Regions from separate parts of the Mus musculus genome. Here all the other regions are linked to region 2. Evidence: chromatin loops called from intact Hi-C (ENCODE). Cell type or tissue: left cerebral cortex. All regions are shown on one strand. Each heading gives the region's core, and the rest is flanking DNA. Links, peaks and the distances in the headings are about the cores only.

The links. Hi-C counts contacts between places; a loop is a spot of excess contacts. Peaks named below come from ENCODE experiments on the same cell type or tissue, not always from the same donor. Only the 100,000 strongest peaks of a DNase experiment are listed, where the experiment ranks them.
Region 1: a loop joins it to region 2, with 2.0 times the contacts of the local background. A loop is called at or near these places in 4 of 42 quality-filtered maps.
Region 3: a loop joins it to region 2, with 2.1 times the contacts of the local background. A loop is called at or near these places in 7 of 42 quality-filtered maps.

The regions. Positions count from the first base shown.
Region 1 is chr17:3,387,538-3,398,291 of GRCm38, reverse strand. The region is part of intron 1 of Tiam2 (T cell lymphoma invasion and metastasis 2); the gene reads right to left. Among named protein-coding and RNA genes, the nearest start is that of Gm52295, 15 kb to the left of the region's middle. In left cerebral cortex, for the core only: no CTCF peak of the experiment used is centred there; DNase peaks (open chromatin) are centred at 3,154, 3,718 and 4,099; H3K27ac peaks cover 1,055 bases.
Region 2 is chr17:3,345,451-3,356,204 of GRCm38, reverse strand. The region is part of intron 1 of Tiam2 (T cell lymphoma invasion and metastasis 2); the gene reads right to left. It also overlaps the pseudogene Gm49221. Among named protein-coding and RNA genes, the nearest start is that of Tiam2, 24 kb to the right of the region's middle. In left cerebral cortex, for the core only: a CTCF peak has its summit at 5,654; DNase peaks (open chromatin) are centred at 5,706 and 6,046.
Region 3 is chr17:3,279,866-3,290,619 of GRCm38, reverse strand. It overlaps Gm34035 (a long non-coding RNA gene), which reads left to right and starts at 7,318. Exons shown (of 5, transcript XR_001782146.2): 1 at 7,318-7,525. In left cerebral cortex, for the core only: no CTCF peak of the experiment used is centred there; DNase peaks (open chromatin) are centred at 5,103 and 5,320.

The DNA of each region.
Region 1 (10,754 bases), core at 2,134-7,133, 43 kb before region 2:
ATAGCATCTTTATAGTGAAAGGAAACAGATTGCCAGAATCCCTAGCCCTGACTTAAGGCCACAGTGAAAGGCTAAAACACACCAGGAAACCCTCCAGCAGCCATGCAGACGATCCCTTAACTCTCCAGATAGCCTAAAAATACACTTCCAAGTTATGACTTCAAAAGACCTTCCTATTTTCACTCTCTCCACCCACCAATTTTCTGAGAATTACATGCTGGGCCAAATGAATGACCGACCAAGCAAGAGGGACCCAGTCTAGGGTTTCTCTCTCCTGCTGTCGGCACACGCCCTCAGTTGGGACAGCGTGTGCTTGGAGTTCAGGCTCTAATGAATGTCACCACCCAGATCCCTCAGTCTGCTTAAACTGAGGGCCTCTTACCCAAAGCTACAATGTTTCTCCCCACCCACCCCCCTCCCCAAAAGCTCAAGACAAGCCTAAGGACAAATAACAGTGAACAGCAAATTGGAAGGCAGAAAATAAACACTTACTCGGCTGAAAGCTGCATTTGGTAGAATAACCAGGAAACAATAAATATACAATCTCAGTCACATATCAATTTCCCATTCCACCCTGAAAGAAATTGACCGGAAAGCTAAGCACCAGCCACTCACATTTTAACACAATCAGACTGAGACATGGCACTTTCTTCAGGTAGCTTGGGGGGGGGGGGGGGGCGGGGAGCAGACAGTCCATATGAATCAGCCTGGAGAATTTTCAATTCATAAAATATTCTAAAGCAACTGTAATACGTCACCTCGAGGTGTTTGAAATCACATATACACTAAACTTTGAGATAATAATTCCATTCTGTTCAGTAACTCCTGCTGAGGATAAACTAACGTGAGACAAAGCCCCATGCTGCCGAGGAAAGCTTTCAGAAAAACCTATCTTCCCAGATAAATTAAGTCTCAACCCACAAGGATAGACATTTTTATTACCTTACCTTGGTCAGAATGGTGGCTTTGGCCAGTTGTTCTCAGGAGCTTTTGGTTAACAAAGTTTCACCCAGCTAGAAGCTATGTTCTGTCTTCCTTTTGCCCTGCGAGCCAGGAAATGGTGTCTAACACTTCGACTGCTCAGCCGTTGAGAGCTAAAAACGGATCCTGTGCAATGCTGGATATATTTCTGTCTGCTCGTTACACACCCTCATCATGTTCAATTTTTTCCATTGATGGAACGCTATGAGGCAGACTTAACCAAAAAGCGGTTTTTCCATGGGCTGCCTGGAGTGATTACCCGGGACAGCCTGCCACCATGCTCGCCTCAGAGACACGGGGCTGCCCATGACTAGGCTCTTGTTGGGCCAGCAATCCACCATGACCACCGAAGTTCCATAGGAGTCTGGCTCCAAGGGTTACAGAATAAAGCCCTACTCACCAGGGCTGCCCTGGCGTCATTTATAAAGCCCTGTAGCACTGAGAATACACACCTATCATCCTTGTGTTTGGGGAAGCAGTGAAAACCACAGATGGAATGTTATGGTCAGAACTGCCTTTAGAACAGCCCCAGGAAATGCTGCCATGGTTTGCAGAATATCGAGTATACCCTCATTCTGTGTTCCTTGTTGGAATCGGGCTTCCCACCCCCCTTAAGTTAGCACAACAGAGTCTTACACTCAAAGTCCTTGGAAACTAAATGCGGAGCCATTTTATCCAGAGTATGTATTACATTACTGTAAATTAAGGCTATACAACAGAGGCAGAGTATTTTGAAGTCTCACTGTAACCATTGATGAAAGATGTTAAAAATATACAAGATTTTTTTCAAGTCATTTTTTAAAAAGATTTTTTTATTTACTATGGATACAGTGTTCTGCCTGTATGTATACCTGCATACCAGAAGAAGAAACCAGATCCCATTACCGATGGTTGTGAGCCACCATGTGGTTGCTGGGAATTGAACTCAGGACCTCTGGAGAAGCAGCCAGTGCTCTTAACCTCTGAGCCATCTCTCCAGCCCCTAGGTTATTTCTATACTAGATTTTTGTTGTTGTTGTTTTATGATGAATAGAATCAAATTACATTTCTGTTGTCATGCTTAAATTTATGTGTTTATATTCCACAGAATGACCAAAAGTCCTACATTTTCAGACATATAAATACACACACACACACACACACACACACACACACACACACACACACACTCAACCCATCCTGAACCATCCTGAACATGTGGCAAGAGCTTTATAATGGTAACATTCTTAATTTTAAAATGTGACAGAAGTCCTTCAGATGGCTCAGTGAATTAACTTTCTTGCTGGTACAAACATCATGAACCCTGGAAGCCACATAAAATGGCCAGATACAGTGGGGTACATCTGTAATCCTGGTACTTCTACATTGAGACAGGAAGAAATCTCCGGAAAGCTCTCAAGCTGGCTAGACTGCAGTACCCAGCACCTACCTCAGCAAGGTAGAAGGACAAACTGACACCGATATCTGTCACTGACCATACACACACTGTGGCATAAGTGCACATATCCAATAATTTTTTAAAAAGTGAACTGAGCTAAATATGCCATTGGTGAGTTATTAAGGACCAGATTCTACTATAGTTAGATAAACTTGTAATTCCCTATTTGGATTTTAAGACATATCTTGTTGACATGTATACATTCACACATATGAACCCACATTGAGAACAATATTTTACATAGTGTGACACACACTTGAGATGCTTCATGACCTCAACTGGAAAAAAAAAAAAACTGCAGAAAGTCATCAGTCTAACATTTACAAAGCAAATAGAACTGCCACAATTTTTTTTTTAATTAACACAGAGCCAAAAACTTTTAATACCAATGGAGTGGGTCTAAAAGTCACTCAACTCAGCACCACCGGGTACAGATTTAAACATAGATGCCTTAGCCTAACATGATGACCTATGCCTGCATGTACCTAGCACCTGGGAGGCTGAGGTAAAAATTGTTGTCAGGAGCTGAAGGGTAGCCTGGGCTACAGAGTGTGATTCTATCTCAAAGATAAATGACAGATAGCCGAGGTCAAAATGAAGTGACTAGGTGACAGAGCTGGTCAGCACAAGTCCAAGCAAAGGCACACCCCCAAAATAACCACATCCTCTGGCTGAATAAGAAGGTTGCCATGGAAGCCAAGTCACAGAACACAAAACTTGGGAATTCCCCAAAGATGTATTTTTGAAAGGCCCTAGGTAAATACCAAAGGACTAAGAATACTGCCACCTCAATGACCTCCAATTCCCTTAAGCCTAGCAGCATCTCCACTGTTACTTTTTAAAAAAACATGAGCAGGGAGGAGAAGGGGTGGTTCGGTGGACAAAGGGCATACACAGAGGGACCTAAGTTCCATCCCTGGCTCACACATAAAAGCTGGGTGTGACCAGGTCTGCCTGGAACCCAGGGCTGGAATGAGAGGAGATGGGTGGATCTGAGGGTCCACTGGATAGTCAGTCTAGCCAAAATGAGAAACTCCAAATTCCATGAGAGACCTTGTCTCAAAGAGATAGAAAAGATAGCTAGAAGTCAATGTCTGGCCTCCAGACTGTATCTCACAGATACATGCATGTGCATATGCCACATACATACACAAAATTAAAACAAGCAAATAAAAAGTGACCCATGTAACTCTGATACTGGAGAAGACTCCTAGATACACACAGGGAGAAATTCTGCCAGTAGGTAGAAACCCAGAAGCAGCCAAGAGGAGACACCCTATCAGCACAATTTTGCTTGTTTGGAATCACGTGAGCATCCATAGATTGTTCCTGCTTCTAGATTTGAAGGTAATTCTGATCTCACCATACGTTTTGTAAGTAGATCCCATTATGTCAGAACGAGCTATGACAACAAATCCCTGCCAGCTACGGTCTGATGTTTTTTGAGTGGACTTGTGATTATTGTTGAAGTCACTCTAGTAACCTTAGTATGTACCAGGTTGCTGTAGTTTAGAGTGACATAAGAGAGCTTTTCAAGCTTCTTAGACATGGAAGCTTCAATAAAACACTCTCAACTGAGATCTTCATCTCAAAATTCCAAAACTCAGAATATTTTTAAACCAGAAAGCCAGGCTTCATCTTTTTGCAGTTCCATTACAAGCTGGTGTAACGGGGCATATGTGTTAACGGGCATCTAAAATTAAACTCCTTGGCAAAGATCCCTGAGAAACATGTAAATTGCTACTTGGGAAGTGTTCACTTCAGAAGCATATAATACAAAAGCATATAGTTAAAGGCAAATACCATACAAGTGCTAACAATCATAGAATTTAAGTGGCATAGAATGAAATTAAATTTAATTTGAAGGGGTTCTCACTATATAGCTTTTTGGATGTTGTTATACTCAGAAAAAAATTGCAAATTTTCTTAATAAAAGGTGGGAGTAAATGGCATACGTGTTCACACATGTCAGTCCATGAAAAACACTGTTTTACTCAAATGCCTAGTCAAGACTAAACAAAACTTTTCCTCTGATTGTAATCAAGACTATGAATATTCTACATGGTGGGAGCACACATGCTCACAAAGGCGTGTTCATGAGGGTTTCTGCATTTATTGGAGAGGAGATGGAAGGTGTAAAATAATAAAATGATGGAGAAATTCCTCTAGAATAAATTGAAATCTGGTCATGGGAGAGTAGACAGGAAGGACAAAAAGCCAGAAGACAAAGAGGACAGCTATGAAGCCTGGCCATAGCAGTTATAAGTCCTCAGATACTGTGGGGAGCTGCAGGTGCCTACACAGGATCTGTATGAGACTAGGTCCATCAAGAGTCAGCCACAGACAAGAGGATCATGGGAAACAGACTGTTCAGAGGAGCTATTGGCAATGGCAAGTTGCGGAGGGAGAGGAAGTCACTGTGTTCAGTAATGTAGCCACTGCGGATACCCATACTCTAATGGACAGCTCCATAGCCACACCCATCCAGGCTGCCCTCTGACTAACCTCAGAGAGTCACAGAGCAAAAGCAAAGCTGCAATAAAAAGACATCAGAATCGAATCCGGATGTGATAGGAAGAAGAGTGTGGGTGGGGATAAGAGGGGTGCCAGTAAGAAGTGCGACCAGAATATATTATGTGCAAGGGTAACATTGTCAAATAATCATTTATTTTTAAACGTTGAGGACTTGGTGATAAGTGTTTGTTAGCATGCACCAAACATTGGATTTGATATTCAGCCATGAAAAAAGATCAAAATAATTTATACAAACACATATGTACTACTATCACACAAATAACAATAAAAAAAATAAAATGTAAAGATAATGAAAATATCTCAGCTCCCAGGTCAGCAACTCACTTGACTAATATTAATACTCTCTAAACTCTATTTGTTTCTTCATAAAATGGGGTGGGGAAGAGTAACACCCACCACAAATGAGAACAAAACTAAATATACTAAGTAATTTTTTAAAAGGTCAAGAAAAGCTGGATAGTGGTGGCGCACGCCTTTAATCCCAGCACCTGGGAGGCAGAGGCAGGCAAATTTCTGAGTTCGAGGCCAGCCTGGTCTACAGAGTGAGTTCCAGGACAGCCAGGGCTACACAAAGAAACCCTGTCTCAAACAAACAAACAAACAAACAAACAAACAAAACAAAACAAAAAACAAAAAAAAAGTCAAGAAAATCTATAATTTTTTTTCTTTCTTTTTCTTAATTAGGTATTTTCTTCATTTACATTTCAAGTGATATCCCAAAAGTCCTCCAAGCCCCCCCACTCCCCTACCCACCCACTCCCACTTCTTGGCCCTGGCATTCCCCCATACTGAGGCATATGGGGGAGTTTGCAAGACCAAGGGGCCCTCTCTTCCCAATGACGGCCGACTAGGCCATCTTCTGATACATATGCAGTTAGAGACACAAGGTCCGGGGATACTGGTTAATTCATATTGTTGTTCCACCTATAGGGTTGCAGACCCCTTTAGCTCCTTGGGTACTTTCTCTAGCTCCTCCATTGGGGGCCCTGTGTTCCATCCAATAGCTGACTGTGAGCATCCACTTCTGTGTTTGCCAGGCCCCGGCATAGCCTCACTAGAGACAGCTATATCAGGGTCCTTTCAGCAAAATCTTGCTGGTGTATGCAACGGTGTCAGTGTTTGGAGGCTGATTATGGGATGGATCCCTTTGTATGGCAGTTTCTAGATGGTCCATGCTTTCATCTCAGCTCCAAACTTTGTCTCTGTAACTCCTTCCATGGGTGTTTTGTTCCCAATTCTAAGAAGGGGCAAAGTGTCCACACTTTGGTCTTCTTTCTTCTTGAGTTTCATGTGTTTTGCAAATTGTATCTTGTATCGTGGGTATTCTAAGTTTCTGGGCTAATATCCACTTATCAGTGAGTACATATCATGTGAGTTCTTTTGTGATTGGGTTACCTCACTCAAGATGATGCCCTCCAGGTCCATCCATTTGCCTAGGAATTTCATAAATTCATTCTTTTTAATAGCTGAGTAGTACTCCATTGTGTAAATGTAACACATTTTCTGTATCCATTCCTCTGTTGAGGGACATCTGGGTTCTTTCCAGCTTCTGGATATTATAAATAAGGCTGCTATGAACATAGTGGAGCATGTGACCTTCTTACCGGTTGGAACATCTTCAGGATATATGCCCAGGAGAAGTTTGTGGGATTCTCTGGTAGTACTATGTCCAATTTTCTGAGGAACTGCCAGACTGATTTCCAGACTGGTTGTACAAGCTTGCAATCCTACCAACAATGGAGGAGTGTTCTTCTTTCTCCACATCTTTGCCAGCATCTGCTGTCACCTGAATTTTTGATCTTAGCCATTCTGACTGGTGTGAGGTGCAATCTCAGGGTTGTTTTGATTTGCATTTCCCTGATGATTAAGGATGCTGAACATTTTTTCACTATTGCATATGCCAGCAAGATTTTGCTGAAAGGACCCTGATATAGCTGTCTCTTGTGAGGCTATGCTGGGGCCTAGCAAACACAGAAGTGGATGCTCACAGTCAGCTATTGGATGGAACACAGGGCCCCCAATGGAGGAGCTAGAGAAAGTACCCAAGGAGTTAAAGGGGCCTGCAACCCTATAGGTGGAACAACAATATGAACTAACCAGTACCCCTGAGCTTGTGTCTCTAGCTGCATATGTAGCAGAAGATGGCCAAGTCGGCCATCAATGGGAAGACAGGCCCCTTGGTAATGCAAACTTTATATGCCCCAGTACAGGGGAATGCCAGGGCCAAGAATTGGGAGTGGGTGGGTAGGGGAGCAGGGTGGGTGGGAGGGTATAGGGAACTTACGGGATAGCATTTGAAATGTAAATAAAGAAAATATCTAATAAAATTTTTTTAAAAAGAAGGTAAACTGAAACAAAAAAATAAGAAATGAAAACCTAACAACAATAAACAAAAGTTAAAAGTATGCTGTGGTCTTTATCCAAACAAGATTCCTGAACACTAATCCCTCACATGCATAAAAAATCCATTTTTCTGATATGGTCCTACCACCACCACCACCACCACCACCACCAACAACAACAACAACAACAACAAGGTTCTGGACACTTCTTGCACAGAAGGGCATTTCCTGTGTTGCCTGTGAAGTCCTTCAGACCACATGGGCTGAGCCAAGAGGGAACTGAGATGAGCACCCGTAGAACCACTGCATGCAAGAACCCAGAGAGTTTCAGAAATACTGCCGGGGTTGGTGAGTTTTCTCCCCAGCAGACCTAAGATGACCTAAATCTACCAGGTTGTACCAAACACAAAGGCTTCAAACCAGCACAGAAACTAGAAAGGACAGAGGTTAGCAGCTTTCTTGTCCAAAGATTTGCATCCCAGATAAGATGCTGAAAACCCACACAAATATACTTTTTGTTTGCACCTCAGTTGTGGTACCCAGGAAGCTAACCAACTCACCCAGGGTCAAAGTTTACAGTCCCTCTGGCCTGTCCTCCAACACTGCCCTGTGATTTAAAAAAAAAAAAAAGCAACTGTTTATCTCAAAATTTGTCTACAAATGTAAATTGGAAGTTGGAGAGATAGCCCAGTGGTTAAGAGCACTGGGAGAACCCATATTTGATTCCCCACCCACAGGGTGGGTCACAGCTGTCAATAACTACAATTCCAGGGCATCTAAAGCCTTCTTCTGGTCTCTGTGGGCATTGCATGCACATAGCATTTACACATAAATGCAGACGAAATACTCATAAACTTTAAAAATGAATGGAAATCACATATAACTAAGATCTTGTTAAGATCATTTATTGCTAGAAAGATCATTGCTTTAAAACTTACTGGTATGATGTGAATGTCCAGTAAACGTGCTCGTGAATGCATGATTAGGGGAGAAATGAGCTACAGAGGGTGTTTATGGTGGAGTGGAAGTAAAGGTGAAAGAGGACCATGTGCCGTGGTCTCAGTCTTTCTGCCATAAGCAGAAGAGTCCCTGTTGAGAGAAGAGCAAGCTCGGTAAAGATGCAGTCCTGTGACCCAGCACACACCCAGAGGAACCTCAGGCAGCACTTGAGGGAGATACCTAAGCATCCACATTTACAGTACTCTTCCCATAGCCAAGCTATGCAAGCAGATTAGGAGTCTAGCAACTGACAGAAAGATCAATGAAAGCACGGTATCTGCCTATACTATAGTGGAGTTTTGTTCAGCTTTAAGAATGAAATCAAGTCATTTATTGGGAACATGGACAGAACTAGCAATCACCATGTCAAGTGAAATAAGACCAGACTTCCAAAGACAAAACATCACATGCTTCCTCATAGGTGCAATCTAGACATTTTGTTAAAGCTATGCAAATAGGAAGGGAGCTCCTTGTGAGGAAGAAACGGTCCCCACAGGAGGAGAGGAGGTAAAAGAGGCTAATGGAGAGCTATAAACGATCAAAAAGATCACATATGCACAAGAAAATACCATCAAGAAATTCATTATTTTATCCAGTGAATATATGCAAACAGTAAAACCACGTGTGATCCCTGTCCATCAAACGAAAGTGTCCAGGATCTCTGACTGCAGTCCATTGGCCAGCCTTCTGAGGTATTTCCCAAGCCAGGCTGCTTCGGGCTCAAGGGAATTAATTCCTCAGCATCAGGACTACAGGGCAGTGGAGCCACACTGCCCACTGGCTACAGGTTCCTGCCTCTAGATCTGAGGAGGCCCTGGAGGTGACAGGGGACATGCTGCATAAGCCCCCAAAATTGCTGCCATATATTGAATAAGGAATACATTTTTAACTTTTAAAGCAAACTAGAAACAACTTCGAAATCTCTGAGTCAAAGAAAACTTAAACTTGAACAATGTACCATTTTAAAGCCAGACAGGGTAAATCTAAATTTCAAAATAGATACTTTCTGAGTGTTTCAAAGATCTCAGATGTGCAGAAAGAAAGAAGGGAAAAAAAAAAAGCCTTAAGAATGGATCATTATGGAGATGAAGATTGTATCATGAATATTCATAAGATTCAAATGTTATCTTATTTACAAGTTCAAGTGTTATCTTGCATCATAGAACAAGCAAGACAACTTGCAGAACTGGTTCTCTTCTCCAATGTGAGCCCTGGGACTCAGGTCAGCCTGCGTGGCAGGCACCTTTACCCACTGAGCCATCTTGTAGCCCCAGACCTCATTAATTTAACAACTAGTTTCTTTTCTAAGAATAAGCAAGTATTATATGACAAAAATGAAAATCTAAAACCAATTCTTCATAAGCCTTCCTTCCCAGGGATTTTTTTTCTATAAGTTAATAAATCCAAATTAAATGCACCACGTGAGTTTGTTTTGGCTTGGTGGTGTTTTTTGTTTTATTTGTTGTTTGTTTGTTTAATAATTGTGCGTTTTTAATTCTCTAATATATTACATCCTGACCAGTTTCCTTTCCTCCCCTCATCCTAGCCTATCCACTTCACCTCCCTTCTCCCCAGGTCCAACCCTCCCACCCCCAATCCCCATCTCCCCTCAGAAAAGAACAGGAACACCAACCAAACATCATATAACAAGCTACAATGAAACCAGGCACATAACATCAACTCAAAGTAGGACAAAGGCAACCCAGTAGGAAGAAAAGGGTCCCACAGTAGGCAAAAGAGTAAGGGGCACCCTTCCCCCACCCCCACCCCCACCCCCAGTTAGGATTCACACAAGAAGGTCAAGCTATTCTGTGCTGAATGTGGAGGTCAACCTTGTGGAGGAAGAAAGGAGGTGGGAGATGGAGACACCACAGGCTCCTGAGATTCCTGAAGAGTCCTGATCTCTAAATTGACTGCCAGCACACCTGTGAGACAGCAAAAAAGGAACTGAGGCCAGGGCGATAGCTGCTTCCCCCATTTTCACAGAAGTCCTCTTCCCCCTCCTTCTGAGTTACCTCATTAGTCAGGGCTTTCATTGGAGTGCAGTGTGTCAAGATATGATTGGCCGAGGATTTAGATCAGTTCAAACACTGTATGTAAGTTTATGGGCTGGGCAATAAACTCAGATCTGCATCCTGATGCTGGTCTCTGGAGTCGAATTTCCTGGGATGCGTTTCCTCTCAGCCCCTACTCCCCTGTCCTCGGTCCTGTCCCCACACTAGTCAGCCCTAACATATATGCAGAAAACCTATGTCAAACCCCTAAGGTTTCCCTAGCTCTGTGCATTCCCATGAGTCCCAGTCAGCTGATTATGGCCTTGTTCTCATGGTGAGTCCTCGACCTCTCTGGTTCCTCCAATCCTCCCCTCCCTGACTCTGCAGAATTCCCCAAGCTCTGTCTACTGTTTCGTACTGGTACTCTGCATCTGCACCCATCAATTGCTGGATGAAGTCTTTCTG
Region 2 (10,754 bases), core at 3,403-8,402:
AAGCCTCCTCACAAATAATATGAGCTTGAGAGCCAGCAAAGCATGGGTCCCATAGAAGAAAATGCTTGCAAGCTGTATTTTTGAGTTGTTCATTTCCAGAATACATAAGAAATTCCAAATTAATTGAGGGGCGGGAGACTAATTTAGAATCCAGGAACCTGGCTGTCAAGACGGCTCGGTAGGTTAGCGTGCTCGTGCTCGTCACCAATGGTTGGCCTGAGTTTGATTCCTAGAACCTGCATGGCAGATAAAGGGGCTGACTTCTGCAAGTTGTCCTTTGGCTTCTGCACACACACATGCCCACACACATGCATGCATATGTGTACACATAGACATATAAATGCAGAAAAAGAATTATTTTAAAAGAGCAAGACTTAAGTAACCACTTATAAAGAAGATATACAATTGGCCAACAGGTATATTCAACTACACTCAACATGACAGCCAAAGAAAGGCAAATCAAAGAAACCACAGTGAGCCATCAGCCACTGGAGTATGAAGGTTTGGTATCAAAAAGACTGAAAAAATTAATCCCGAACACTGTCGCCTCGATCATAAACTAGTATAGCAATTGTGGGAAACAGTATGGATTAAACAAACAAACAAATAGTACAAAACAAAAAAATAGTATCTTCAAAATATTAATAAAACTACATGACCCACCAGACCCACAGCTCTATCCAAGAAACCAGTGGTGTCCAAGAGGTGTCCACACCTCCACCTGAGAGCATCACAAACCAAGCATTTGCTGATAGTGGGTACAGAGCTCGAGCACGAAAGCATGAAGTGCTGTGTTGTGAAAACACAGAGAATGGGACCCTGCCTTTCACGGCTCCGGGAATGGAACCTGGGACTATGCAAACAAGCCAGGCAGAGGAACCACAAAACTGCCATACATAACTGCTAATTCCGAATCTCATGGGAGGCAGCAAACTGTGCTTGGCTGGGCCCCTCCCTCCTCTGCCTGCTGTACCTGGCCACAAGAAAATCCAATAACACACAAGCAGCACAGAGAACAAACCCCGCCCAGGCCTGGGGGGGGAAAAGGGGGATGAGGAGCAATAACTCTAGGCAATATCTCCAGTGGGAAATAGAGGTCAGAGGGCGGCATGGGGCTGAAATGCTTCTCACCACAGGGGGACAACAGGGGCCAGAGAGCTCAGGAATGTTTCCAGCAGCGAGAGTCCAGAGCCCACCCTTTTCTTTCCTACAGCATATGTGTGTGTGTGTGTGTGTGTGTGTGTGTGTGTGTGTGTGTAGCCTGAGACAAGTCACTGTGAACCATGCTAGGATTTACATCCCTACCCCTCTAAAAAGTACTAGAGCATTCTTCTTAATGAGCAATTTAGCCCAAAAGAAAGTGTTCACGTGGAGCTTTCTTAGCCTATGACAGACTGCGAAAGGAAAATCCATCCCCAGTTCCTAAAAGTGAGATAGAGACAGGAGGCCTTCGTGTGGTCAAGCAGGTACCGTACCATCAGCCAGCCTGCAGGGCTCTAGAGAGGGATGGAGAGCAGGGGTGGATAAGAAGGGGTAAAAGACATGACAGCCACTTATACTGACCCCAGCATATGAGGGGAAAGAGTGGTCTGTTCTGGGAGATGGAAGGGGCAGTGATCCTACCCAAAACCCACCACAGGACAACACAGGCATTGAAATTAGTCACTCACAACAGAAACCTGCAGTACAACATTATTGTGTTCTGCAGCCTCGGGCAGGTAGGAGGCTGAAGCAGGACAATCTCCACCTGAGCAATCCTTCATCACTAGAAAACAACTCCAACAGAAAGAGAGAGGGTGGAGGAGAGAGGAGGTGGGGGAGGGGAGGAGATATGAAGTTGAGAGGGGGGGAGGAGGGAGAGGAGGAGGGTGAAGAGGAGGGAATGTAAACTATGATCTGGAATTTTTTATCACCCAGTATATGTCAGGTATAGTATAAAGGCTCATCCTACCGTTTAGACTCACACTTAGATTTGAGGGAAATAGTTTACTATTGCAATCTTATAAGCAAGAAAACTGGAGCCCAGAAAATTAGTCGCAAGTGTACACAAGTAACAGTTAATGGAGAGAAGATCTGGGCCCAGTCACAGAATCCTGCAAGCAGCTAGCATGATGTGGAACACCAAGAGGGGACAACACAGAACCTGGCTGGTGACGGGAGGGGAGGGCTTTCAGGGTGGCAGGAAGATCACTCAAAGCCCCTTGTAACACAAGCGCAATGTACCGACATAAACCTTCTGAATCTTCGAATACTTTCCGAGTTTTAGAAGTAATGAGACCTATGGGATCAACTGAAATAAAAAGACAATTAAACCAACAAGGGCCAAAGGCTCTGGAGACACTGGTCAACTGCAGGGGGTCTGCTTAGCCTGCTCAAGTGTCTGGGGAACACTGAGGGGGTGGGGGAGATAGAAGATGCATCTCAATGCTATCTACCCCCTTCGCTTGCTCCTCTTTCCTCCACTCAACATTTTCTAACACACATTTACTGAAGACCTACTATGTGAAGTGAATCTTTAAATGAATCACTTTGCACTTAAAAGGCCTACGTGAAGCCTGCCCTTTCTATGCAGAGTTCCCCTCTTTGCCCAGACAGATTTACCCAAAGATGGATCAACAATTGTTGATAAAGCACTGAACTCCAAGTCCTGATGAAATTTAAATTTTACTTTTTCCTGTTGTGCAAGTCTGGCAGGCAGATCTCTGAGTTTGAGGCCAGCCTGGTCTATAGAGAGAGAATTCCAGGACAGCCAGGGCTACACAGAGAAACCCTGTCTTGAAAGACCCAAGACAAAAAAAGTTCCTGTTCCAAAATATAAGCATGCTGTAGCCCTGTTCCCACCGCTATGCTGTAGCCCCGTTCCCACCGCTATGCTGTAGCACTGTTCCCACCGCTATGCTGTAGCACTGTTCCCACCGCTGCTATGTTGTAGCACTGTTCCCACCGCTGCTATGTTGTAGCACTGTTCCCACCGCTGCTATGTTGTAGCACTGTTCCCACCGCTGCTATGTTGTAGCACTGTTCCCACCGCTGCTATGTTGTAGCACTGTTCCCACCGCTGCTATGTTGTAGCACTGTTCCCACTGCTATGCTGTAGCACTGTTCCCACCGCTGCTATGTTGTAGCACTGTTCCCACCGCTGCTATGCTGTAGCACTGTTCCCACTGCTATGCTGTAGCACTGTTCCCACTGCTATGCTGTAGCACTGTTCCCACCGCTGCTATGTTGTAGCACCGTTCCCACCGCTATGCTGTAGCACCGTTCCCACCGCTGCTATGTTGTAGCACTGTTCCCACCGCTGCTATGTTGTAGCACTGTTCCCACTGCTATGTTGTAGCACCGTTCCCACCGCTATGCTGTAGCACTGTTACCACCACTATGTAAGGGCACCTGAGCACCAACCATGTAGGGAATCCGAATGACCCTGTCCCTAAGATGATCGCCCATCTGCTGGGTGGCCATCCTTTTCATTAATGTGGTTGCGTGTTGACGAACACAATCATCACAAGCAGCAGAGCTTCCAGGCCTTTCCAGAGACCTCTTCTGGGACTGAACTGGGTTTAATTTTCCTAATTATAGAACAAAGAGGAGCTAAATTAAATTTGAAATTATATAGTTTTTGCAGTTCCAGCAACGTTGGTCAGTCAGTGCACACGGGAACGAGTCTACTTCAGCACTGTTCTGAGCCTTCTGGACCATTTAAATAACAGAAAGGTACAGTTAATGCCAAGAATTAACAACAACAAAACAGTAAAATTAAACTTTATTTGTACATCTATTCAGCAAATAGGGAATTAATGCTCGAATAATATGCTCACTTCTTCCAAATTAAATTCCAATTTTTTCCTCTTCAACCGTGACAGTATCTTCAGTCCACGCCAGTCTCACTGAAATACTAGTTTTGGCTTCCACGTGTATTATGGTTGGGCTTATGGATTTGTTTCTCTTAGTACAGATCCTCTCAGCATTAAAAATGTTAACTTAAAATCAGCTAGTATGAAATATCTTGAAAACTATCTTTACAATTTCCTAGTAGGAAATAGATGGATACTCTTTCCGCTGAGCTCAGTTATACTTCCTGAAATGTTCCCAAAACTAACGACAGGATCAGAAACCTGAGCCCCACCCTTAGAGAGGGGCGGTTTTCCCTGGGGAGTTACTAGTTTAGATTATTGCACTGAGGAAAGGAAAAGCAGTCAGCCTTCTTCCACAGCCAACTCTTCCATGCCAGTGTTCCCAAAGAAGAGAAGTACCTGAGGTACAGTAAAAGTGGGTAAGCAATACCAGGAAACCTTTGACCCGGAAGCAGAGCAGCCAGGCTCACCAGCCAACTCCTCCCACCGGCAGCTCAGCCAAAGCTTAGCCATTGTTCCTTGCCCTGCCCCCAGGGATGTCTCAGGGCAACCCAAAGCCAGAATGTGAAATGTTACCACAAAACCTTTCAAATCAACTTCTGATGAGCAGAAAACAGTCCATTGTAATTCTAACAATCGGTCTATTTTCTTGTTTGGGGGAGGGGGGTAAGGTGTTAACAAATATTAATAGAATCAAGGCTTTGATGTTCGTCCAAAGTAATCTACTTCTCCCTCCTGCTCCCACTCCCGGCTCTCCCTCCATTGCTTACCCTCACTCCCAGGCTAAGGCAGATACAATCTCTCACTCTTCTTTCACAGCCCTTCATATTTCCCCGCCCCCACTCAGTCCCCCTAAGAGATAAGGTTGCCTTTCCCAAATTTCTGGGCTCAGCTGATCCTCCTGCCTCAGCCTTCCATGAAGCAGGACTAGATCTGCATGTCACCGCCCACAGCTCTCAAACATAGAAAGCCCTCATAACATACAAGTCATCTCAAGCCCTTGTGCTTTGCTGGCGATAACTATGACGTCCTCAGTCAGTCGTAAATGTGCATGTTACATCTGGTTCCTGTGCACAGAAAATCGGGGAGGGCATAGCAGATCACTCATGAATCCAAAGGCAGGAAGAAATACAAGGCAAGAAGCAAGAATCAGTGTTTTGACAGATTGATATCACATATGTTGAGAAAAAACAAAGACTGTCACACAACTTCCTACTAGATTAAGGAAGTTCAGTAAGTGTCTCACGATGCGTAGGCAATGGGAGTGGGTTTCCAGAAATCAGCAATAATCAACAAGAAATATGTTAAGGGGGAAAGCCCTTTACCAGATGAGTATGTTGGCGCACACCTGTCATCTCAGCAATTGGAAGGCTGAGGCAGAAGGATTGCCACAAGTGTGAGGCTAGGCTGGGCTACGAGTGCCAGCATAGCTCATCTCAAAACAAAACAACAACAAAAATTAATTAAAAACCTAAAATTAAAAAGCCCTTTTCATCATCACAAAGACAGAAGTAATGCTAATATCTACATTTTTAAAAAAAAATTTTTTTTAAAAAAAACTCATTAAATTGCTTTTCAAAAATCTTGACACACTGTGTACCTCAAAAGATGTAAGTCAGGAGTGGGCAAATCCTCCTTAGTCTGACACATGCTTAGTGCAGTCTCAAGCAGTCTGTTGTGTGCAGACATGCGAATGTGTGCACGCTTAAGCAAAATGGCTGAGTCTGAAGTTTATGCAGAAAAAAAAAAACCAAAAAACTCATTAAGAATCATCAGAGCCAGGCGGTGGCAGCACATGCCTTTAATCCCAGCACTCCAGAGACAAAGGCAGGCAGATCTATCTCTGAGTTTGAAGACATGTCCTGGTCTACATAGTGAGTACCAGGACAGCAAAAGCTACATAGTGAGATCCTATCTTAGGCGGGGGTGGTGGTCATCAAGAAAGGATATTTTGAGGGAGAAAAAGGACAAAGGCATATCAGGTACGATTTACATGGAGACTGAGACGGTGATACAGAGCACATTACGGTTGTAATAGCTTGTGCAGACCCCTGAGCCTGACTGAGTCCCTACTCACACAGGCCGGACAGACTCATCTCCCAGTTCTTCCCGTTCTCACGGGACAGCAGAAGACCCGCCTCTACTCTTTCAGCCGCTGCTAGCTCACCCATGGGCCACACAGGCTGCTGGAGTGACTCACGGTGAGTCAACCCTTCCACGCCTGCCAGTCTCTGCTTGAAAGCTTCTATCGGCCGGCATGCAGCTCCTTCATTAACGGAAATATGTCCTGCCCTGCATTGGGTAGTGGCCAGCTCCCTTCAAACTGTGATGATCAACCCCAGAGAATTTTGCAGAGAATATTTGCGTAGCATTGAGACAGTCAATATAAGGGGAAAAAAATTGAGAAACTCAATTTTCACTGCAAAGGTTGATTTTTGCTTCCAGTGGTGAGGACTGAGTTCTAAGATACTAGGCAAAGGCTCTACTACTGAGCAGCACCCCTAGTCCCTAGGATTCCGATTTTAATTATAATTTTTATTAGCTCTTTGGGAATTCCATACAATGTGTTTTGTTCATACTTACTTCCCCCACACACCAAACTTTTCACAGATCCACACATCCCCTTCCTTTTTCTTTCTTGACATCCTTAGAGATTAACTTGCACTGCTTCAAATTTTCTTGGGTGTATGGCCTTCTGCTGGAGCATGGTTGACTTAGCAGGAACCACACTGAGAGACAAAACTGACCCTTCATTCCCAGAAGCTAACAGTTGCTTATGGGTCTACTGCTAGGGGTAGGATTGGGTACCAACCCCCCTCTCCGTGCTGGGATTTCCGTCTGGTTTGGGCAGGCACAGAATTTATCCATACTGTCACAATAGCTGCAAGTTCCTACGTGTAGCTGCCCTGATGCGTCCAGAAGAAGGTGGCTTGCAGTTATCTACCACCTGTATACTCTCCTTTCCTCCTCTTCTTCCTGAGCTTCGGTGTATGTGTGTGGTGGGTTGGGGTATAGTATACATGTCCCTTTTAGGGCTGAGCATTCTGTACTCTCTTATTCCCTCAAGACTCCACCAGAAAAATACATTCAGCTGATAAAGACAATAAATACATTCAGTAAAGTAGCTGGATGGAAAATAAGCATCATATATACAAACGCAAACACACTGAGAAGGAAACAATACCATTCATTATATATATATATATATATATATATATATATGCATCATATATACAAACGCAAACACACTGAGAAGGAAACAGGAAACAATACCATTCATTATATATATATATATATATATATATATATATATATATATATAATGTATATGTATATATATAATGAATATATATATATATTCATTATACACACACACACATACACATATATATATATCTTGGAATAAACCTAACCAAGGAAGTGAAACAATAAACAATGAAAACCTTAAGACACTTACAAAAAAATGAAAAGATGCCAGAGGAAAGACACCCCCTAGGGAGACTCCATGTGGGAAGAACTTGGGGACACAATCAGAAATGATACCAACAGCATTTTCTTACTAGGCAATCACATACAATTTTTCCAAGTTGAAACTCTGTTTCCCTAAGAGGACATATGGACAGACAGCCTGCCCAAGTCTTAGCAGAAGTGTGAAAGCCAGGTGTGGAGCTTGGGACTATTATCCCAGCATTTGGAAAGTTGGACCAATTATCTTGAGGTCAGACCAGCCTGGGGTCTAGAGAACATAGTGGTTCCAGGCCTGAGATATAGACTGAAGCCCTGTCCCAAAAGAGCAAGGGCCATAAGACAGTAAAGGATTTGCATGACAATCTGAGTTAAATCCCAGGACCATGTAAAAGTCATAAAAGATGCACTGTACATATAGGTAAACCCAGGATGCGTAGGGGGATGGGAAATTAAGACAAGATAGTCTTCTGGAAGCTTGAAGGCCAGCTTGCCTATGATACTCAGTGTAGCAGAAAGAAGAGAGACTCTGCCTCAACAAGGTAGGAGAAGAGAAGCAACTCTCAAGGTTTGTCCTCTAACCTCTACAGATGCATCATGGCATGTGCACACCCACCACATTCCTGCATAAACACACACACACACACACACACACACACACGCACTGATAAATAAAAGAATTTTTAAAGTTCCATTATCCAGGCTCTAGTCAAGGCTGGTGTGCATTTAAGCGAAAAAAAATTTAAAAAAAAAATTGCCTGGCTATAGGCTGCTTTCAGTGTGGACACTCAGCCTGGTCACTCTCAGAGCTCTGGAGAGCTGCAAGGTACTCTTGAGTAAGAACTAGTTACTTACAAGGGTGACTGCATCTCTGGAGAGCTGTAAGGTGAGAACTAGCTACTTACAAAGCAGATTGCATCATTGAGCTGGATGCCAAAGAACAGAACAGACCTGTCAAGGCTGTCCCAATTCCCAATCACAGACTTGTCAGGGAGGCTAGCATCCACTACTTAACGGAGGAAAGGCCTTTCCACTTTCCAGAAGGTTCTAATGGTTTTCTTCCTTTGGGTCCTTTGATGATGTTAAGGATGGAGTGTTAGAGGAATGACAGATGCTCACATGTGTGTGTGTGTGTGTGTGTGTGTGTGTGCACAGACAAAGAGGAAAAACAGAAAATATCATAACATTCATAAGCACACCTTACATAAAAATAATTTTCACTAGGCATGATGGCTTACACCTATAATCCTAGTATTCAGGAGGCTTGGGGCCAGTTTGAGGCCAGCTTCAAGGACTTAGCAGTACTTTCTCTCAAAAAAAAAAAAAAAATCACCCACCTCCTTTTAAAATTAAAAGGAGTTTAATTTTAGTTTAAAAGTTTCCATGACATACTCCAGAACCAAAACGGCATATGACAAAGTGCAAGCCCACAGACTTAGCAGGTCTAATGTATAGCATGCACAGCCACAGCTAAAGGGACAATGTGCAGCGCTCTGCCATCTTCAAATATGTATAAAATCCAACTTTAGGACCACTGCAGGTCACAGAGGGGAAACAAGGCTCAGGCACATTTGCTCAGCAAAAGAAAATTCTGACTTTTCTCTCCTATGATTTCATTTGCTTTTTATAGCTTGGCTTCCAACATAGTAATTGCTTTCATTTTTTTTTTTTTTTTTACGATGTGGACTCATACCACATTTAATTTGAATGTCCCTATATATAGATTTCAGACTATAATAATCTCCAGTTCACCAGTGCCAACCCCTCAAAAACTAAATATAACTGCAATTGAGGAATCAGATTTGTATTTTCGACTACTATGGCTTATGCAGTTACTCTTCCCCAGCGGTCACTCCCACACATCCTGGTCTTCACAAGACAGGGCATCTATGAAGACGAGCATCATAAACCGTGGATGGTTGCAAAACTGGAAGCTTGTCCTCATCCGCCATTTTGGGACAGGCTTGGAGTCTGTATAACTGTCCACTTGTGGCAGGTGACCAGATACTGTCTAGGACCCTACCTCCTTCCCTCCCGTGAACTTGAACTGTCTACCCAAGATGTGGAGATTAGACTCCATGAACACACACTGGAGAACAGATGCCATGCTCTGGAGATTAGTGGCACAGTCCCAGGTTGGTGACACAGAGCAACTGATCCTAATGCTGATGTGAGGGAGGGTGACTGATGGAAGCTGCTGGGAGGTCTTGATAGCCCGGCTGGCTCCTGCCCCTGTGCCCTCAGGGCAGACTTTGCTCCTACCCCTCTGCTTGTGCCTCAAGTTTCTAGTTCTGCAGCACCTCCTACCCTAATCAGACCTGCTCTTTAGATAATCTGCTTTCTGTGAGCTTGGTCTATCTGTGTCCTGACCCTTCTCCCTAGCTGGGGACAAAATGCGTCTTCTCTTGCTCACTTTGTGCCTCAGGTCCTGACCTTATAGATGGCTCTTCTTAAGATGCCTCCTCCCTTCAGACTCCACCTGGGGCTTCTAGTGCTGCCTGTGGCAGGAGATTTGTCCCTGTTTACCTGAGGAGGTCTCCAGATGCCTCAGGAGGAGGTACAGATAGGGACTCTGTGCCCTGTGGGCCTCTGAGCTAACACTGACAAGAAGTTTACCTGGTGCTGGGTAGAGGACACACTCTGTGCTCAGTAGCTTGGAGGCACAGTGGGAGCATCTGGTGTACTTCTCCTGAGTGCTCAGTTCCTTGGCTCCCAGAAGTGATGCTGACCCTAAGCCCCTCCCACCCACAACTTGTTTTTAACTAATTAAACTTTACTGCTTTTACTTAAGAAAAAAAAAAGATTTTTATTTTCCTATGTAGTAAATATTAGTGTAAGCAGAAATAGTTTATCAATCTCCCACAAAAATACAATCCTCAAACACAGCTCTGATCCTCTAGGGACCAAAAAATAAAAAAAATAAAAAATAAGAAATACACTATTTCTCCCACAAAATCTGTTGTCCAAGAATTTTTTTTTTCTTTTAAGACTTTATCTATAGAGCCTAGGCTGTCTTGGAACTATGTAGACCAGGTTGGAATTCAACTCGCAGATATCCATCTGCCTCTCTCTGCTTCCCCAGTACTGGGATTAGAGGTATATACCATCATTTCCAGCAAAAACTGCAAGAGGATTTTAAAGCGTGGGCCATGTTACCGTAGGCGCTCTCATTCAGGTGTTAGCAATTAAACAACCCCTCCCACAGAGGTTGGTGGGCGGAGAAGCTAATCTTTTTCCAGTCTAGGCTCATAAGGCAGATGGATACCAAATTCAATTGCACTTCAATCTGCCAGTTTTAATCAGAGGCACCTTTTTTCTGGGATCATAAATCTGTAGAGAGCAGCACGATACAGAGGACCAAACCTCTGGGCACAGACTAAATGAAAACTCACATCCACTGTGGGAGTCTTCACCCTGGAGCCTGTACCCTGCTCT
Region 3 (10,754 bases), core at 2,454-7,453, 65 kb after region 2:
TGAGTGCTTACGGGTGGCAGACTCCATGCTCTCTGCTTCAAACACGTGACACCACATGTAGCGCTCAGTCCTCCATGAAGCATGCACAGTGTGCCTCCATTTTACAAATAAAGTCACATAGGCCCAGGAAGCTGGGCTCTTCAGCTGGGCCTCTATATCTGAGCCTCTGTTGCGAAGCAAGCCCCAAGTAGGTACTGTGCACACAAAAGGGCGATTAGCACATTTTCTGACTTCAGTGAGCTCACAATGAATCATGGGTGGAGAGGGGAATTAAGTACCTTAAATAGAACTCTACTGTTCAAACTGCAGTTTCTGATATATCAGGACATAGTTCTTTTTAAAATGGGTCTTTTTTTTTTTTTTCCTCCTCTCCCTTCCGCCAGTGCGGCACAAAACTGTTAGCTCAATCCTTCCTAGGTCAAGTCAGGTGGAGCTCAAGTTTCACGTACAAGAGCAAGACCCTTTCTGAAAAAGAAAGGGAGGGAGGGAGGAAGATGACTGTATACATAAATGAAGCTGACTTTAGAACCAAATGACCACTGTCTTCTTAGAGGTCCATGTGAAATGGGGAGTGCAGAGGAGCCAGACTCTGTCTGGGGATAAGCCAGCATGGATAAGCCAGCATGGAAAGCCAGACGAAGCAGACTGCAGTTCGTTCCTCATCAAGGGTGAGATGCTTGGGGCTGAGAAGGATTCGTAATAAGTTTCAGGGGTAGCACAGCGTGTACGGTCTAGCTCTGTGTCAACTTGCCACATAAGAGAGTTGTCAGTTATTAAAAGAGCATTTTTCTTAAACAGTGATTGATAGGGGAGGCCCAGACCATGGTGGGAGGTGCCATCCCTAGGCTGATGGCCCTGGGTTCTATAAGAAAGCAGGCTTGAGCAATCTATGGGGAGCAAGTCAGTAAGCAGCATGCCTCCATGGCTTCTGCATCAGCTCCTGCCTCCAGGTTCCTGCCCTGACTTCCTTCTGTGATGAACAGTGACGTGGAAGTATAAGCCAAATAAACCCTTTCCTCCCCAATTGGCTTCCCCTTTCCTTCAACCTGGGACTAAGGAATGGGCACCTATCAAGCCACAGGGAGGTTCCATGACATCGACTCTGTACCACAGAAACAGGACCCAGAAGATGTTGATTTAAAACCTCTAAACAGAACATTAAGCCCATCCCTAATTGTTAGAACTGAAGATGCTGCCAGAAGATCAACAACACATTGGCGAGGTCAGGAATGGAACCTCCGATCTCAATATCCCCTAAGAGAAGGGAAGCATAGAAACAGGAAGTCAGGAAGCAGTGAGCTCCACCCAAGCTCAGCCCTTTGGATGACCTGAACTCTGAGCACAGTGCCCTCTGAGACAGCATGGTATTCCAGGATAAAACAGGTACTAAATTTTCTGTCCTTTTAATAAAACTTCCTTCAGACGTGTGCTGGCTACTGTGTTTACAAGCCGGGGGTTTGTGGCAACCCACTCAGGTTTCTGAATACAGATTCCAGCTAGAGATGAGGGCCACTTAGAGAGTAGCCTCACACCACTTCACTGTACTTCCCTCTGACGAAGGGTCTTCGGGGACAAGGCAGAGGCCAGTGGCCTCCTTGTGTTATTTTGGTGACCTAATAATTGCACATTTATCTGTTACATGGTGACAAGAGATGAGGCCACATTTAATTATCTTATCCGCTACTGAATCTACATTTTACTTAGGTAGGTGTGTGGCAACAATGACAAGAACCAGGTACCATACAAAAGAAGTAGTTGTAGAGGCAAGAAAAAAAAAAAAAAGACTAAATGTTTTTCACATTTTTACAGTTTTCCTGATACAACTACAGATCAAAAGGTTGTAACTTAGCCTGCTCTTGCTGTAGGGTATGGCTAACAAGGGGTCACAAGCCAATGACTAAAGCAGAAGAAATAACTAGGGCATGGTTTTTGTTTTAATTCTATCAAGCAGAAAGTTGAGGAGCTGCGCAGTTGCTCAACAGAACCTGGGTTCAGTTTCTCGCAGCCGTCTCAGGCAGCTCACAACTACCTACATGTAATTCCAGCTCTGAGCGCTCTGATGCCCTCTTCTGGCCTCTGTGGGCATCGCACTTACATTCTCAAACAGCCACGCCCACACATATATACATACATTTCCAAAAATAAAATCTGGGCTGGAGTGATGGCTCAGTGGTTAAGGGCATGCACTGCTCTTCCAGAGGACCTGAGTTCAATTCCTAGCAGCCACACCATGCAGTTAATAACTACTGCCCTATAATTCCAACTTGGGGTGGGGCAGGGTGGGGTGGGGTGAGGCAGTGGGGGTGGGGTGAGGCAGCGGGGGTGGGGTGAGGCAGCGGGGGTGGGGTGAGGAGGGGGAGGAATCTGACACCTCTGGTATCCACCATCACTGGCATTCATGTGCACATACCCATAAACACACACACACACACACACACACACACACATGCACATAATCAGAAATAAAAAAAGCAAGTGAATAGTTTCTGTTAAAGTGAACCAAAAGGAAGTCTGTAAATAATCACCATTTTAGGGGTTACTATGTATTGTTATCTATATTAGCAAATTATGTGAGATTTTGAACACATTGGTGCCCATGAAAGATGAAACTGCATTTGATATTTTCTGAGTGTATAATTTCTCATGCACCTTAAGTCTTTATTCATTTATTTGCTTATTAATTTATATTGCACAGGCTAGCCTCAATCTTGCAACTCTCCTGCTTTAGTCTCCAGAGTGCTGGGATTGCATGTGTGCCCCTACCACATCTGGACAACACAGTTATTATTTTTTGGACCAAGGACTCTGGTTTGGCTAATAGGTTCAAGGGCAATACAGCAGAGAGTTCAATGCACAATGGTCCTCCGTAGGCAAAGTGCACATGGACTTTGGTTAATAAATTGGTGCTCTTATCCTCACCCTAGAGGAGAAGAGACATGAGACAGGGTCTCACAACAGTGACCCCCAAACTTTCACTGCTTATTCTGAACTTGTTTATGAGTTCACAGGTATGCTTAATATTTTTGCTGTTTCTTATAGAGCTGATGTATTCTTCTTTATCATAGGACGAACAACATGGAAGATGATGCTGGTTTTTACTATAACCACGGGCAACACAAAAGTCTCGAAGGATTGGATGCTTTTTCTGGACATCAGCAAACATCACCTTTTACTAATAATAGACTAATAATAGTGTAGACTCAAAAGAGATTCACCTGATCCTTTACATTTTAAAGTACTTTTTAGGCTTCACAATTTCACTTAAGTTTCTGGGATAAACATTTGTTTTTAAAAGTCTTAGAATTGGGGCTAGAGAGATGGCTCAGCAGTTAAGAGCCCTGGCTGTTCTTGCAGAGGACCTGGGTTCAATTCCCAGCACCCACACTGCAGCTGGCAACCATCTGCAACTCCAGTTCCAGAGGATCTGCAGCTCTTATGTGACCTCCACCAGCACAATAATGCACCTGGCACACACACACACACACACACACACACACACACACACACGAAAAACACCCGTACATATAAAATAAGAACAAATGACTTTTTAAGAGTCCCAAAATTATAGGCAACACATGAGACAAAGGAATTTAAAAGGTAAAAATTTTTTTTTAATGAGTCTACTGGTTGATCGAATTTAACTTAGCTACTTCTGAGCTTTACCTAAAGGTTGTTCAGTAGATAAAGTCTAAAAAGGCATTTGCAGTGGTAAAATGGAATAGTAAGATGTAGCTAATAGTAACATGTTTTTCGTTCTTTATTTTGGTGCTGAGGTCTCAGTCTAGGCCCTCACCTGCCTCTTAATTGGCTTAGGGACACCCTCAGCCCCACTGATAGTTTGTAATGGGTAAGGTTAAGCTTTTGACGGCAGCCATGCCCAGCAGGATGCTAAGTGGATGACGTGAAAGTGTGAGAACCGAGGACCCCAGGAAGTGAGAAACTGGCTGTTGAAGTGGAGAGGGGAAGGTGTTGGGAATGGGGCGGGGCACAGGGACCCAGCCTCTGGGACAGCAGAGTACATTTCCTGGTTGGCTTGAGTGTCATTCACTTACATTACATCACACACTTGGTGTGGCTTTCTGTATCTGTAGGCTTTCCTCTTAAAGGGGATTTATAGGGAGAAATCCTTGGTTTGAAATAGGGAACCGACAATAACCAGAATAAATTACTTGGTATTTCCAAGCCCGGGAGGACAAACAAAATTAAATAAGCTCTTTTTCTTCATTTGGCAAGGGAGAGGCTGTGTAGTGAGGGGTGTGGTCACTGTCTGTGAGTTATGCCACCCAAGCAGGAGCGGCTTCTCCTCTTCAAGCAGGTGTTTGCAAGTCTTAAACAGCAGGTCTGTGTAATCTACTCTTCAGAATCAGCTGTCCTGTAGCTTGGGAGCTGATGTTAAAGTCTGGTATCTAAATGCTTTTAGTTTTTTTGCTTGTGCATGTGTGTGTGTGTGTGTGTGTGTGTGTGTGTGTGTGTGTACGCTTGTGCATTTGTGTGCTCATATGTGCATGTCTGTGTGTGTGCATGCACACGTGTGGTGTGTGTGTGTATGGTGCATATGTGTGTATGTCGTGCGGCTGTATGGCGAATGTATATATACAGTGCGTTTGCTCAAGTATAGATACTAAGATGTCTTCCCCAAATCCTCTCTCATTATTATTTTTGAGGCAGAGTCTCTCAATAAACTGAAAGTTCAGTGACTTGGCTAGGCTTGCTGGCCCGCCATCCTCTGGCTGTGTCTTCTTCCCCAGAGCTAGGATTTTATGGGGCACATTGCATGATGCTCTGGCTTTTTATGTGGGTATCTGGGTTCCAAACTCAAGTCCTCATGCTTGTTCAGTAAGCAGTTACCCACTGAGCCCTCTCCCCTGAGAGCCCTGCTTTTAGGTTTTCCTCTGGTTTGGAGCAGTTCAGGATTGCTTCTTCCAGCAGAAATGGTTGCGACAGATCCCAGGTAAATTCTTCCAAATCACACGCCAAGTCACACTGTTTGCTGGACATGGCGTCTGGGTGCCCAACCCCCCACTAGCCAAGGCCTTCCAGTACCTCCTGGCCATACTCCAGGGTGAGAAAAGCCAGCACACAGCCAAGGCGGAGCCTGGGTATGCAACTCAGGCTCTCCAGAGTCCCAACTTCTCTCGCTTTTCCATCACTGGGGTGAAAACTGGCCCGTTCTGTTTATTTTCTCCCAGAGCTATTTAACATAGGAGCACAAAGAATGAGTGAGGAAAACCACAGCTGTGTGGACCAGAATGATCTCCAAGCACAATAAACACTCCCAAAGAGGGAGGAAGATGGTAAGCCATAGATTTCCTTTCTAGCATTCTTTAAAAATAAATGCAGAGCCTTTGGGGAGGCAGCCTGACAGGTTTCCACGGGATGAGGAGGGTGGGGAACAAGTGGGGCTTTGTGTACTAGCTGCCTGCCAGGCTCAATTCCAGTCTGGAGTCTGCGCCCCCCCCCGGCCAGGGGACAAAGGCTCTGGAGCTGGCCCACAAGGCAAAGGCAAAGTTGCTGCCCTGAAATCAACAAGGATTCCTTTCCTCTCTTTAGCCCTTGGCAATGTGTGGCAGCCAGGAAGATGCTGGGCTCTTGCATCCTCCCAGCTACGTCTTGGCCTGCTGAGAAACACCAGGATGGTTAGGACCTCCAACTACAGTGGGCTTCGATAGAGTGCAAGCCAAACCTAAATTCTGGGCCACCACATTTTGGAGTTGTTTCCCCCTGAAACATGGGAGTAAATTCCACAAAGCTTTAAAGCAACATGTGATGGTTGTGAGAAAGGGACACACACACACACCCCTGGTTTCTATATCCACTTCCACAGGTCCATCCTTTCTAACAGAGGAATCCGTGTGTCCTGCATAGCACACTTTGAACATCATCAAGGCACGGGTGGAGTGCTGCATGCTGGGAAGCCTAAAACCAGCTGCCACCAACAAAAACCCATCACTGTTGGAGGATGGCAGGAAAACACATTTTCTTAAGTGCTTTCAAGGAGAGAAACAAGGCTGTACGGTATGAGGAGCTCAAGTCTGTAAGCCTAAGAGGCAGGAGGTTCACTGGCAGTACAAGGTCAGCCTGAGCTACAGGGTAGGATCCCTTCTCTAAAAGGTGGGGGTGGGATGGGGTGGGGAGTTGGTAACCAGGTAACTATGAGGCAGAGCCTAGACTAAATGTCAACAGGCACCTTAGTCAAAATAGCAAGATCTTACAGTGAGAGAAAAGATGGGGTGGGGTCAGAAAGAGAGGGAGGGAGGGAGAGAGAGAGGGAGGGAGGAAGGGAGAGGGAGAGAGAGGGAGAGAGAGGAGGAGAAGAAGAAGAAGAAGAAGGAGAAGGAGAAGGAGGAGAAGGAGAAGGAGAAGAAAGAAGGAGGTTGGAGAGATGGCTTGGTGGTTAAAAATCTGTACTTGTCCATAGGACTCTAGTTCAGTTCCCAGCACCTCTAATGGGCAGCTTATGACCACCTGTAACTCCAACTCCCGAGTCCTCTGGTTTTGTGAAAGTGGCTCCCCAAGGCTGGGACCAGCATGCTAAGGTCACTAGAGCACATACCAAAAAGATAAGAATCTGTACTTCAAATAAATGGCTTCCCTTCTTTCCTTGGTTTCTTCTAACCTTCTTAAAGGAGAAAAAATGTATTTACATAAGCAGGGGATGTCACTTCTATGTATGTGGACATATGACTAAACAACGTATTTTTAAAAATCCCTTTCAGACAAGTGAAGTTAATATCAGGTCCCTCATTTAGCTCTTAAGGTGCCCTTGAGAAATTTGTTTTCGTGGGGGGGGGTACATTTTAGTTAGCTAGCACCTCTGCCATATCCCTCAAAGGGAGACATTACCACTCATGGCTACAGTGACTACGCTACCTAGTTCTATGTCAACTTGGCATATCTAGAGTCATCTGAGGGAGGGAACATCTATTGAAAAAAATGCCTCTCTTAAGACTGAGCTGTAAGCAAATGTTTAGGACATTTTCTCAAATAGGGATTGATAGGTGAGGGCCCAGCCCATTGTTATAGAACTAGGAGTCCCAGGTTCTATAAGAAAGAAGGTTGAGCAAGCCAGTAAGTAGCACCCATCCATGGCCTCTATATCAGCTCCTGCCTCCAGGTTCCTTCCCTGGGGAGTTCCTGTCCTGACATCCTTTGATGAAGAACAGTGATGTGGAAATATAAGCCCAATAAGCCCTCTCCTCCTCAGCTTGCTTTGGGTCGTGGTGTTTCATCACAGCAATGGTAACCCTAACTAAGTCAGGCCAGGGACTGAAACTGGTTGCTGATTGTGATTAAACAATGCCCATAGGTCCCTGCAGGATGACGTGACTTTCTCAAGATGAATGACTGAAGCCACATCACAAACTGCAGAGCATCTGTAGCTGAAGATGATGGTCAACACATAAAGAGCGGTAGGTGAATATGGAAGGAGACAGCCATCACTTCTATGGCAGTCATCCAGATAGGCCAAGGAGTCACAGGGCGGATGGGGACTGCCTAGGCTCTCCCTGGCCAAACACCAGGGCAGGTAAGTTTCCGCTCCAGCAAGTGGGATCTCTCAGCTCATCTACCAGGCGGTGGTGGGGACTCCAGCAACACCCCGGAGAAGACCCTGACACACCCCAAAGCCGACTACTAGCTCCTTCCTGGAAAGCAAAATCACACACTAAGCATGCTTAACCCTTTTCTGGCAATCGTCTGACGTGGTAGGGGGGCGTGGTAGGGGGCGTGGTAGGGGTGGATCTGGAGAACCAGCTGTCATCTTATACACTTCCTAAGCTAAACCCATCTTCTCCAGGAGACTTTGTGGGCAGGGCCTGCATTTTGGTCAGGTTTTTCATCCTCCAGTGAACACCTTAGGTAAGGTGGGAGGGGTGGGGGTCATAACTCCAGCCCACACAGAGTCAGGTGCCCCTGCCCATGGAAAAGGTCCCCCTGTGCTCTAGGCAGGGAAACTGTCTTGACACAGCAGCTGGCTTCCTGCGCCTTTGCTTGCACATCTGACATCTTTACACGGAATGAACTTCAGAGAAAGAAGAACACGGTCTAATACAGTCTGTTTAGGGGGAAAGACTCAAAACTGCACCTCTGCGTAGCCATCCCCACAAGCCTTCAAAGCAAATGTGGTCCAATCCAGAGCAATTTTGTCTGGCAAAGACACTGTGCTCCCAAGGATCAAGGTAACAGGAGACAAGCATCAGCCTGCTTGAACTTCAAAAGGAGTCTAATCACCACCACTGTGAACTCCCCCTCCAGACAACGACTGGCCCCCAGGTTGAAGATGAGTCACATCCCACCCTCAGAGCTCCCCCCAAAACACACATCATCCTTGCTGTCCCCAGCAGTCACTTAAAGTCATCCTAACCAAAGCAGGACCATTTATGAAAGGGCTTGTGTTTAGCTCTGCTCTCTGTTTAGTTCCCGTGTATTTTTCCAGCTAGTCAATCTGTCTGTAATTAAAATCACATTGCCGCAAACCTTAGCTGTTATGAAAAGTCTTACCAGATGTATACAATCCACTAGCTGTAGTATTTGGCATGCCTGCGATGGTCCCATTAAAGAGGGGCAAGCCAGGCCTGATTTGGAGCGTGGGTTATATGCTTTGGATCGGTTGTTTTTCACTGACACTAAGGCAGTGTGGGATACTTAAACCCCCTTTTCAACAATCACAAGGGTATGGACTGTATTTCAACCAACATTGAAAACCACTGCACCTTATCAAAAATAGGCTGGATCGATGGCTCAGTGGTTAAGAGCCCCGGCTGGGCTTCCAGATCAGACCTAGGTTTGATTCCCAGAACGCTCATGGACGTTCATGACCATCTGTAACTCCAGTTCCGAGAGATCCAAAGATACCAGCCACACACATGGCGCACAGACATTTATGCAGGCAAAACACACAGATACATAAAAATAAAATACAAAATTAAGAATTAAAAGGAAACACAGCTATTTGGTGGGGCTGGGGAGATGGGCGAGGCAATCATGTGTTTGTCATGGAAGCATGAAGATCTGAATTAGACTGCCAGAACCCACATTAAAAAAAAATATCTAAGTGCAGTAGTTCACACTGATAGTCTTAGTACGAGGCTTGACCAATTAGCTTAGCCTAATTGGTGACAAAGCCAGCAAGAGACTGTGTCCCAAAACCAAAAGGAACACCACACACACATAAAACAAAGTAGACAACACCTGGGGAAGAGCAAGCACACTCACATGGACACAAGCACACGCGTGCACACACACACACACACACACACACACACACACACACACACACACACTCAAACCTAGTGCCTGTTCAAGGAAGTCCCTTTTGAAGATTCCCCCACCTTCTGAACCCAGACTAGCCTGCTTGGCCTTCACAAAGGCCAATGCTGTCAGGGTCTCCGAAGCCCTGTGGAAGCTGAACGGAAACAATGCAGGTGCCATCCTGGCTTCCATATACAAAAACCAACAGGCGCTGCAGAGATTAGGTGAGGTGATTTTAGGACAAAGAGAGGAAGGCCTGAACTACTGTAGATAATACGATTTGAAGCCCGTGCTCCAAGAGGCAGCAGATAAACTATGAACAGATTCAAGGAGTGAGCTAAAGGCATGCATGCTGACAAAAATCCATTCCTGACTGACTCCTGAGAGTAATATCAGGGAGAGAGAGCAAGGCCCCACCTTAATACCTTCCCCACATGCCCACATTGTCCCCTTCCCCACAGGCCCACACTGAACCCTCCCCCACAGGCCCACACTATCCCCTCTCCCACAGGCCCACACTGAACCCCTCCCCACATGCCCACATTGTCCCCTCCCCCACATGCCCACACTGCATTTTCCCCTATACACCCACACTGGGTACTATCATCTAACAAGAAAAATAAAACAAAATACCTATGTGTAAAATAATAATAATAATAATAATAATAATAATAGTGGGAGGCTGAGATAGACCTTGCAACTCTGGTACACTCCAGCCACACTTGATAGAATTTGTAGATAATACAGCTATAAAGTTACAATTTTGCTTTAAAGGCATTCTTACATACAGATTTCAGAATTAGCTGAAATCTCTCACAGCATGTGACAGGAAGAGACATATGTTCCTAATCTGTGGGTTTAAAATTGTTTAAGGCTTACATCAATGAGACTTCTCAGTAGAAAATTCAGGCCATCAACCTCAGACACGAGAGTATAGGAGCAGAGGTGGCTAATTTGACTTTTGAGCTTCATGTTTGACCAACAAATCAGTTGTTAAATTATTTTTTTTTTTTTAATGAACTTTCATCCGGAGCCAAAAGGGTAAGAAGCACAGGCACGCTGGGAAACAGGAAGGCCTAGTTTCTTGCTAGAGGTGTGTTCTGTTGAGACAAGCTGAGGCTGGACGGAAGCCCAGGGTCCCCACTACCTCATGAGAGAGAGAACCAGAGAGAATGAGCTCCCAAGTGATGCAGGTATTAGGCTCTTGGAGCTGAATGGTAAGCCATGGAACATTCGAAGCAGAACGCTGGTGGGCTGGGCATGTGGCTCACATGGTAGAATCCTGGGCTACCATGCCTGCAGCCCTGGGCTGAATCCCCAGCACAGCATAAACCAGGTGTGGTATACACATCTGGAATTTCAGCGCTTGGGACGTTTAGATGACAGAATTAGAAGTTCAAGACCATCCTTGGCTACACAGCAAGTTTAAGACCAGCTTGGGCTACATGAGACTGTCAAAAACAAAGAAACAAACAAAGACGCCCAGAAAATTGCCAAGTAAGCCT